Linked DNA regions of Homo sapiens: region 1 is linked to region 2. A link is an interaction called in ENCODE POLR2A ChIA-PET data of the cell type or tissue named here. Cell type or tissue: endothelial cell of umbilical vein. All regions are shown on one strand.

The links. ChIA-PET counts read pairs that join two places held together with the same protein. Peaks named below come from ENCODE experiments on the same cell type or tissue, not always from the same donor. Only the 100,000 strongest peaks of a DNase experiment are listed, where the experiment ranks them.
Region 1: POLR2A ChIA-PET joins it to region 2 with 5 read pairs; 2 of 35 experiments call an interaction of 5 or more read pairs at or near these places.

The regions. Positions count from the first base shown.
Region 1 is chr12:75,916,829-75,920,828 of GRCh38, forward strand. No RefSeq gene overlaps it. Among named protein-coding and RNA genes, the nearest start is that of PHLDA1-AS1, 110 kb to the right of the region's middle. In endothelial cell of umbilical vein, no CTCF peak of the experiment used is centred here; no DNase peak of the experiment used is centred here.
Region 2 is chr12:75,630,401-75,634,400 of GRCh38, forward strand. It overlaps LOC105369844 (a long non-coding RNA gene), which reads right to left. Exons shown (of 16, transcript XR_007063375.1): 9 at 767-914. Among named protein-coding and RNA genes, the nearest start is that of KRR1, 120 kb to the left of the region's middle. RefSeq lists an enhancer at 1,942-2,525. In endothelial cell of umbilical vein, no CTCF peak of the experiment used is centred here; a DNase peak (open chromatin) is centred at 2,261.

The DNA.
Region 1 (4,000 bases), 290 kb after region 2:
TCTGGATACAAATTATGTCCTCAAATTGGTTGAATAAAGTCATATGTCTATTCATTAAGACAGGGGTCACCCAACATTCACGTTTTAAGGAATAGGTTCAATATTAGGTAAATGTCATGGAACTATATAATTTAGCCTTGGGGTCTTTAAAGCCATCTAACTGCGTGTAACACTCCCTTCACTTGCCTCTGAAGATCAGAATATGCTACTCAAAATATGCTACTTTGACATAAGGATTATTTTGAGCTGAAAGCAATTGAGAATCAAAAGATACAGGAAGAGATCTAGTGTCTTCCACTTATCTACCTAAAAGTCTTATCAAAGATGAAGAGTTTGCATAAATAGGCCTTACTAAAATAGCCTTTATCTTCCATTAGTTCCTACCACACACTTCCTACTCACTTCCCCACAATTTATCATACTTTGAAGTCCAAACCTTTTTTCCTTTGTTAAAAGGAAAGGGTCTATAACCACTCAAGTTTAATCACTTCTTTGAGTTTCACTTCTGCTCTGTGAACAGCCAAGCATGTAAATGTTAATAAAATCATGTGCCCTTTCTTTTGTTGATCTGTCTTTTGTTAGTTTAATTTGAAGGTCCCCATATACTGAATATAAGAGGGTAGAGAAAAAATTGTTCCTACCTGACAGCTAGATCCCTGAGCCTGCACATACTCTATATTATGCTATTTCCATCCCTCGTTCTTCTAGCATTCTAAATTCTACAATTGCTTTGTCTCAGGTAGCTTTTCAGTAGCAAAATCCTGAAATACTTTATACTCTGATATGATTAACTAATAATAGCTTAATATATCATCAACCAAAAATGCATTATAAATTAATAAAATTTTGTTAGGAAGAAATACTAGATTTATAACTTGCAATGCACACCAACTTAAAAAAGAAAAAGTGAAAAACTTAAAAAAAAATTTATAAGATTGCCTCTTCCTGAGAAAAACAAAGCCATGTTTAGCCTACGTAATATCTCTCTAATGGTATAATTCCAGGTAGTCTGATTAGGCGGTGGTAAAGATAGTGAGGAGGGAGCTGTTCTAACATCTCACATCATACCCTGTGATGCTACTTCCTGGCCCAGTTCTAGAGTGTGAGCAATTGCTGTTGTTTTCAGACTAGGAAGTAAGCAAAATAATGAGCAGACATATAATTAACTCTCAATTAGCCTCAGTAACTGGGGTCAGGAAATGCTTCACTAGTCAGATATCCTGAGAAATCATATTATTAAAATGCAGTCACTGAAAAGTAGAGAAAAGACTAAGAGGACACCCTCTTTTCACCATGTGAAAAATAAAATTGAGCTAAACTCTTTCTTTTTTTTTTTTTTAAATAAAATCAGATTTGTCTACTCTCTAATAGAAATGCTTACTTGTTTTAATTTTACCCCCCTATCTTTTCACCACTGAATTCCTGGGCAGCTGGGTTAATGACCAAACAGCAGGAGGACAAGAAATCAAGAGGCCTAGATATTCCAGCAACTTAACAATCAAGGCATAACTTACCCATCCCCTTCTCCCTCATGAGTGTTCATTGTTGGGGCTCAGGATATTCCACCCCAAAATACGACTGTAGGAGACCAGAATATGCCATCCCAAAATATACCTCTTTCGCTCATTTTGAGCTGGTTATTCTGAGAAACTGCTAACATAGAAATAGCTCTGAAAAACTGTCCTTTTGTAAAATAAATTTACGTCTATAAAAGAAATTTTTTTATAAAGAAAATCTATAGTAGTAAATTATTGGTACAAGCAAGAAGGCTGCTTTGAGATAATTTTTTTTACCTGAAGATTTTCTATCTGCATAGCAGGACGGTCTTTGTTCACCATGCATTTCCTCCCCTTACCCTCCCCGAGGCTTGTTGCTGGCTCCCCGACCAGAGATCTTGGGTCCCTATTTTTTCTGTAGCTCAGGATGCTAGATAAGCTTCAACCATCTCACTCTTCATGGAGTTCCATATTTTGTGGGAGTCTCATAGTTTTTGGGACTCCCATGCATATATAAATATGTTTTTCTCCTGTTCATCTGTCTTATGTCTAATTTCTAGCCCAGACACGGAACCTAGACAGGTAGGGGGAAGCCTTGTTTCGCTCCCCTACACCAGCCTCTTCCACTGAATGAAAAGTTATAGGGGTTCATCCATTGTGTGTAATGTGCCTCCTCTTTATTCACTTTCTAACTACCACCATCGCAACAATTCAAAGATCTTATGGTAAAGACTGGGATCCTGGGGAAAAGAAGTCAGGAGGCATACTTCTGTCAAAGCCTCCCTCTGATGTCCATACTTAAGGTGAAGTCCTCCCATAATGAGATGTCAGTTTACTTTTCTTTTTAAGTCTGCACATGAAAAAGGAGTCAAACTGGCAGAAAACATATTCAAAGGGCCTTGACTAAGTGTACAGACATGGCCTGTGGCCTATTGGAGGTGGGAGAGATCCCAGCAAGCTGTGGTCCCCCCTCTTGCATTTCTTTGTCCCAGCCATCTCAAATAACAGACTGGAAGAAGAAAAAGGATAACAAGGATAAAAGTAAAAGGTCAGTTTCCAAATAGGACATCAATATATTTTCATAAGCCATTACCAACTCCTGAGTCTGGGGAACCATTATATTGTCTGAGAGGATAAGCAGGCAAGATCTTGGACAGAATAAAGATAAAAACAGCTTCAATGAGCTTTACCCATTGACCTGTCTGATGACAGGTCTTCAGACTACAGGAGGAATTTCTAAAGCTGGATTCAATACAAGAAACGCTATTTCCAAGAAAGGCAAAACCAGCTGCTGATGGAAAAGTATAGCTTAAGTTTATTGGACTTTTTTTGTTTTGCTTTTTTTTCTTTTTTCCCTACAGAGGGTCTATAAATCACTGATCTCTTTGTGCCTTCCTCTGTACAATACAGGGCAGGTTGCCCACAGGGGGAAGAAAAAAAATCCCTCTATCTTTGTCAGACTAAATAGCAGCTCAGGTCTGGGCACCACATACCCAAAAAGGGCCAGGTGGCATGTGGAGCTCTTACAGCCTTTCCAACCATTCCAGTGCCAGCTTCTTATCCTCAGCAATAACCTGAGATGGGCTTCCTGCAGAGCCAGGTGCACATCCAACCATTCTCCTCTCTAGCTGTGAACACCAGCACAGCTTGCATTTCCTATGATACAACCCAGCTCCACAAATTCTAGGGGGTCTAGAGAGACCCTATTCAGATAACTTACTGACCACATAAGCACGTCAGGTGGTCACCCATCCTGCACCCTGCAAACAAGCCAGCTGAGGGACTATAAAAGGAACAGAGATGTCACCAGGAGGCTTATTATTGTGTTTTTAAATTTTATCCTGCCTCAGGCCACGTTTATCCAATGCAATTGGATACCTGATCCAGATAAAACCTTATTCCTCCCAGGGCTCTCTTAAGTGAGAATAAAGCCCCTTCCATCTCCATTGACAACCATTTTCATATGTTCTCGCACCTTCCCAATACATTACAAAAGGATATTTTAAATACGCAGGTGACCTCTTTACCAAAAGCAAGTGGGTAAAAGTTTGGAGCAGTGGCAAGCAGATGGTACAGTTGGTACAAATAGTTATTTAAATTTCTTATTTCAGCTCTTTTATCTAGTAAGTTTTTACTTCCAGCCTACCCAAAATAGGCCCTATGGATTCCCTACCAGTCAGGTGAAGTGGTTTCTCTGGAAATGTAAGCTCAGTGGTAAACTGAGTGATTTAAGATCTTACAAAGAGAGTATATGCTACTTCAAATTCAGCCCAGAAAGCATGAATGCCTTAAAACAATGGCTTCAGATTCTTTGGACCCTCTGTAAGAAATGCATTTTACTAGCCGGGCATGTTGGTGCATTCCTGTAGTCCCAGCTACTCAGGAGGCTGATGTGGGAGGACTGCTTGAGCTGGGGAGGTTGAGGCTGCAGTGAGCCATGTTGGCGCCACTGCACTCCAGCCTGGGTGACGAAGCGAGACTCTGTTTCAAAGACAAGAAAGAAA
Region 2 (4,000 bases):
GTCCTATTGGTTGTTTCTCTGGAGAATCCTAACTAAAACAGAAAGATATCAAGTGGCTCACAGAATAGCCAGAATAACTAGAAAAAGAGCCTTGGAAAATGGGGAGGAACAAAGCCCTTAGAAGGCCAAAACCACAACTGAAATGACACAAAGGAAAAGTCTGGCTAGAACAAAGCTGCTTTTAGCCCTGCTAGTCGTGGCCACCGGACACCCTACTACTCTTGCCACTGCCATAGCTGCTGCTGGATGCTGACACTCTCACCAGACTGAACTGTCACTGTCCTTGCTTCTTTATTTCCTTTTCTCTATGCTTAAGTTTCCCTGCAGCAACAATCTTGGCCACATGTCCACAACCCTACTTGAGGTTAAATTATTAAAAAAAAAAAAAAAAAAAAAAAGCTTCTGGCCTTTGAGGCTTTTGAGATAAAAAATAGGTTTTGTCACTATAAAATCATAAAATGTGAAAAGCAAATAATTGCTTTATATATTTTATCATTAGCTATGACCTAGAAATACATTGATCTTGCTATGCTCATCACAGATCTTTTCATTTATTCAACAATCATATATTAAATATCTTATAATTTCCTCTATGATATTTGCTGAGTTAATCAATAGTTACAGAAACATGACCACAATCTCAAGATTGGCTAAAATTAGCCCCATAAAATATGAAGAGCTCTATAAAATCCTAATGATCTCTATAAAATCCTATAGATGCCTAGGTATCTATAGGCAGCTTTGAAAGGCTGATAAAAAGACTTACCTCCACTGCAAGGCCAAGAATTGGTAATCATGTAGATCTCCTGTATGAGTTCCTCTTCACAGCAGAGATAGATTTGGACCCTAGACCCAGATGTTGCATTCCCTCACGAAACGACTGTGAGCAGGTCTCTAAGCCTTGGTTTCTTTACCTGTAAAATGAGAATAATAACAAAGTTATTATTATTAATAGAGCCTTCTATTACTTCCTCACCAAGTTTTTCTGAGGATCATATAGAATAATACATGAGTAGGTCTCAAATGAAAGTATGCAGAATACATGTAAAATATCAATAGTATTGTTACGTAAGTAGTAAGACCCTATTGCAATTGAAAAGCCACATCCATTCTAATTGAAATGAAAGCCACATCCACTCTAATCACAAGAGCTACTCTCTTAGTTTTATGCTGCCATAACAAAAATACTTGAGATTGGCTGATTTGTGAAAAACGGGCATTTATTTTCACAGTGCAGGAGGCTAGGAAGTCCAAGATCAAGGTGTTGACAGGTTTGGTCATCTGGTGAGTGCTACTCTCTGTTTCCAAGATGGCACCTGGTGCTGCATCCTTCAAGGGGAGGAATGTGTTGTCCTCACATGGTAAAAGGCAGAAGGGTGAGGGAGCCAAAGCATTAATTATGCCTCTTTTATAAGGGCCTTAATCCCATTCACCAGAGAGGGAACCCTCATTGGCCTAATCACCTCTTAAAGGCCCCTTAACGCCATTATATTGGCCATTATGTTTCAACACCCGAATTTTGGAGGGGACACGTCCAGACCACAGCTGCTACTATTTATTTATCTCTTGTCCAATTCTCTAAATATGCATAGCTCATCATTCTCTCATTGTGTCTTCTCCTGCCAACTTGACTAAGTAAAGCATCTCTCAGCTTCTGGATCCTCTCCTTTTCTCTTGGCTGGCTGCTTCACATTGGAGAGACTTCAGCTAAACTAGTTGATTTCCCTCCATGGGGGAAGAAGGATTTATTTGATAGATGACTTTGAGGTAGGAAAGTGACCCTGTTTAGACCGACAAATACTAAGAAGTCATTTTTGCCCTATACGTCATGTTGGCTATTTTTACCAATCTTCCATAGAAAAATAAAATTCTCATTATAATGTATATTACCTATAAGCATTATCTTAATTATTGTAAAATCTCAGTTCCTGGAGATTTCATTAGTTTATGTGCTATGGCTGGCTACTTAACACAGAGTATTTTACATATATTAATTCTAGGCAAATATCCCTTTATGATATTTTAGCAACTCAACCTTTAGTCATAACCAAAGAATTATAAATTGTCCACTTGTGAATACCTCAAAATATGTACTCATTTTAACTCGCTAACATGGTAAAACATGGAAAACGTGATCTATAAAGAATAAACATAAGTCATGGTGCTCACAACACAATAGAAGCACAGCGGATAGATTTCTGTTTAAAGGCTCAGCTCAACAGGGAATAGAAAAAAAGAAAACAAATGTCTCTGCCCTGCTAAGAGAAGCCTTGCCTTTGTGTGCTGTTTCCTGGCAAATGAAAAGGAAGAGAAGCTCCAGCTTGTACTGCCCTCTTAGGATTTGAAGGAACAAAAGAAAAGTAAATACTTCTCTGCTTCTAAGAATGACATTTAGGCAAAAATAGTCTATCTTTTCTTTTTGTTTCTTCTCCTTCCTTTATTATTAAACAAAAAAGACTAATGCTAAGGTGAAAATCCTTTTTGAAATTATTTTTAATTTGTGTAAAAAGTTTCGTCATTTTTTGAAAATTATAGCAGAGCTTATTTTGTTTCCCTCCTTCAAATTGTCTAATGCGATATTCAGTTGTTAATTCTTGAGTAACTTTTGATTCTTTGGTGGTGCAATCAAAATTGAAGACCACCAATTTATTCAAATGATATATTATTCCAGCCACTATAAGGAGTACCCTCAGTTAATACTGATTGTAAATGATTTCCCTATGCAAACTAACTCCTTCTCTCAAAGCCTTTTTCCTAGGACTTCAACTCATTTTATATGCTATTATGATCTGAGTGTTTGTGATCCGCCCCCCCCCCCCAAATTTTTATGTTTAAATTCTAATCCACAAGCGATGAGATTAAGAGGTAGAACCTCTGTGAAGTGATTAGATCATGAGAATGGAACCCTCATGGACCAAATTAGTGCCCTTATAAAAAAGGTCCAAGGTGGATCACCTGAGGTCAGGGGTTCAAGACCAGCCTGGCCAACATGGTGAAACCCCATCTCTACTAAAAATACAAAAATTAGCTGGGCATGATGGTGGGTGTCTGTAATCCCAGCTACTCAGGAGGCTGAGGCAGGGGAATCACTTGAGCCTGGGGGTGGAGGATGCAGTGAGCCAAGATCATGCCATTGCACTCCAGCCTGGGCGACAAGAGCAAGACACTATCTCAAAAAAAAAAAAAAAATGGCCCAAGAGAGACTCCTGGTACTTTCCACCATGTGAGGACACAGTGAGAAGGTGTCATCTATAAACCAGAAGTGGGTCCTCACCAGACACCAAATCTGCCCATGCCTTCACGTTCATCTTGGGCTTCCCAACCTCCAGAACTGTAAGAAATAAAGTTCTACTTTCTGTAAGCCACCTAGTTGATAGTATTTTGTTACAGTATCCCAAACCGACCAAGGCATATACCCACTTCGATGATATGCCATGATGGTAGCCAATGCTAGCACAGACTTAAGGCTTAATAAAAATATTATCATGTCACAATTCTGACCTCAGTAATAGTACCAGGCTCCTGGATCCATCGGTAGGGTAATTTGAGACACTCAAATGGATGGCTAAAGTTATGCTAAAGTGCTCAGTCCCAATCCACACTGAGACAAGGGCTTCCACTACCACCTCTGTCTCATGAACCCTATTTCAAAGAGCAGTGCATGTGCAAGAACCATTTTCTCACTCAATCCAAAAACCATCACCAAAATAATGTCTGGCAAACTGCATTCCACATCTTCATCCTCTAACATAAAGTGTAAGATGATAATATTTTTATTAGTGTGACATGATAATATTTTTTATTAAACCCTAGCATGTTAATACAGGTCCCCATTGCTAAAATCCTTTATTTTTGTATCTTCCTGACTTTCGGGGTAAGATACTGAGTTGAATTGTCTAAAGAGAAGAGAATCTTCTTTGACAGTTTTTGCCAAGTAGATCAACAAATGCCTTTGACATTAAAATACCATAAAGCCTAAACTGGATGCTCTTAACCCCTG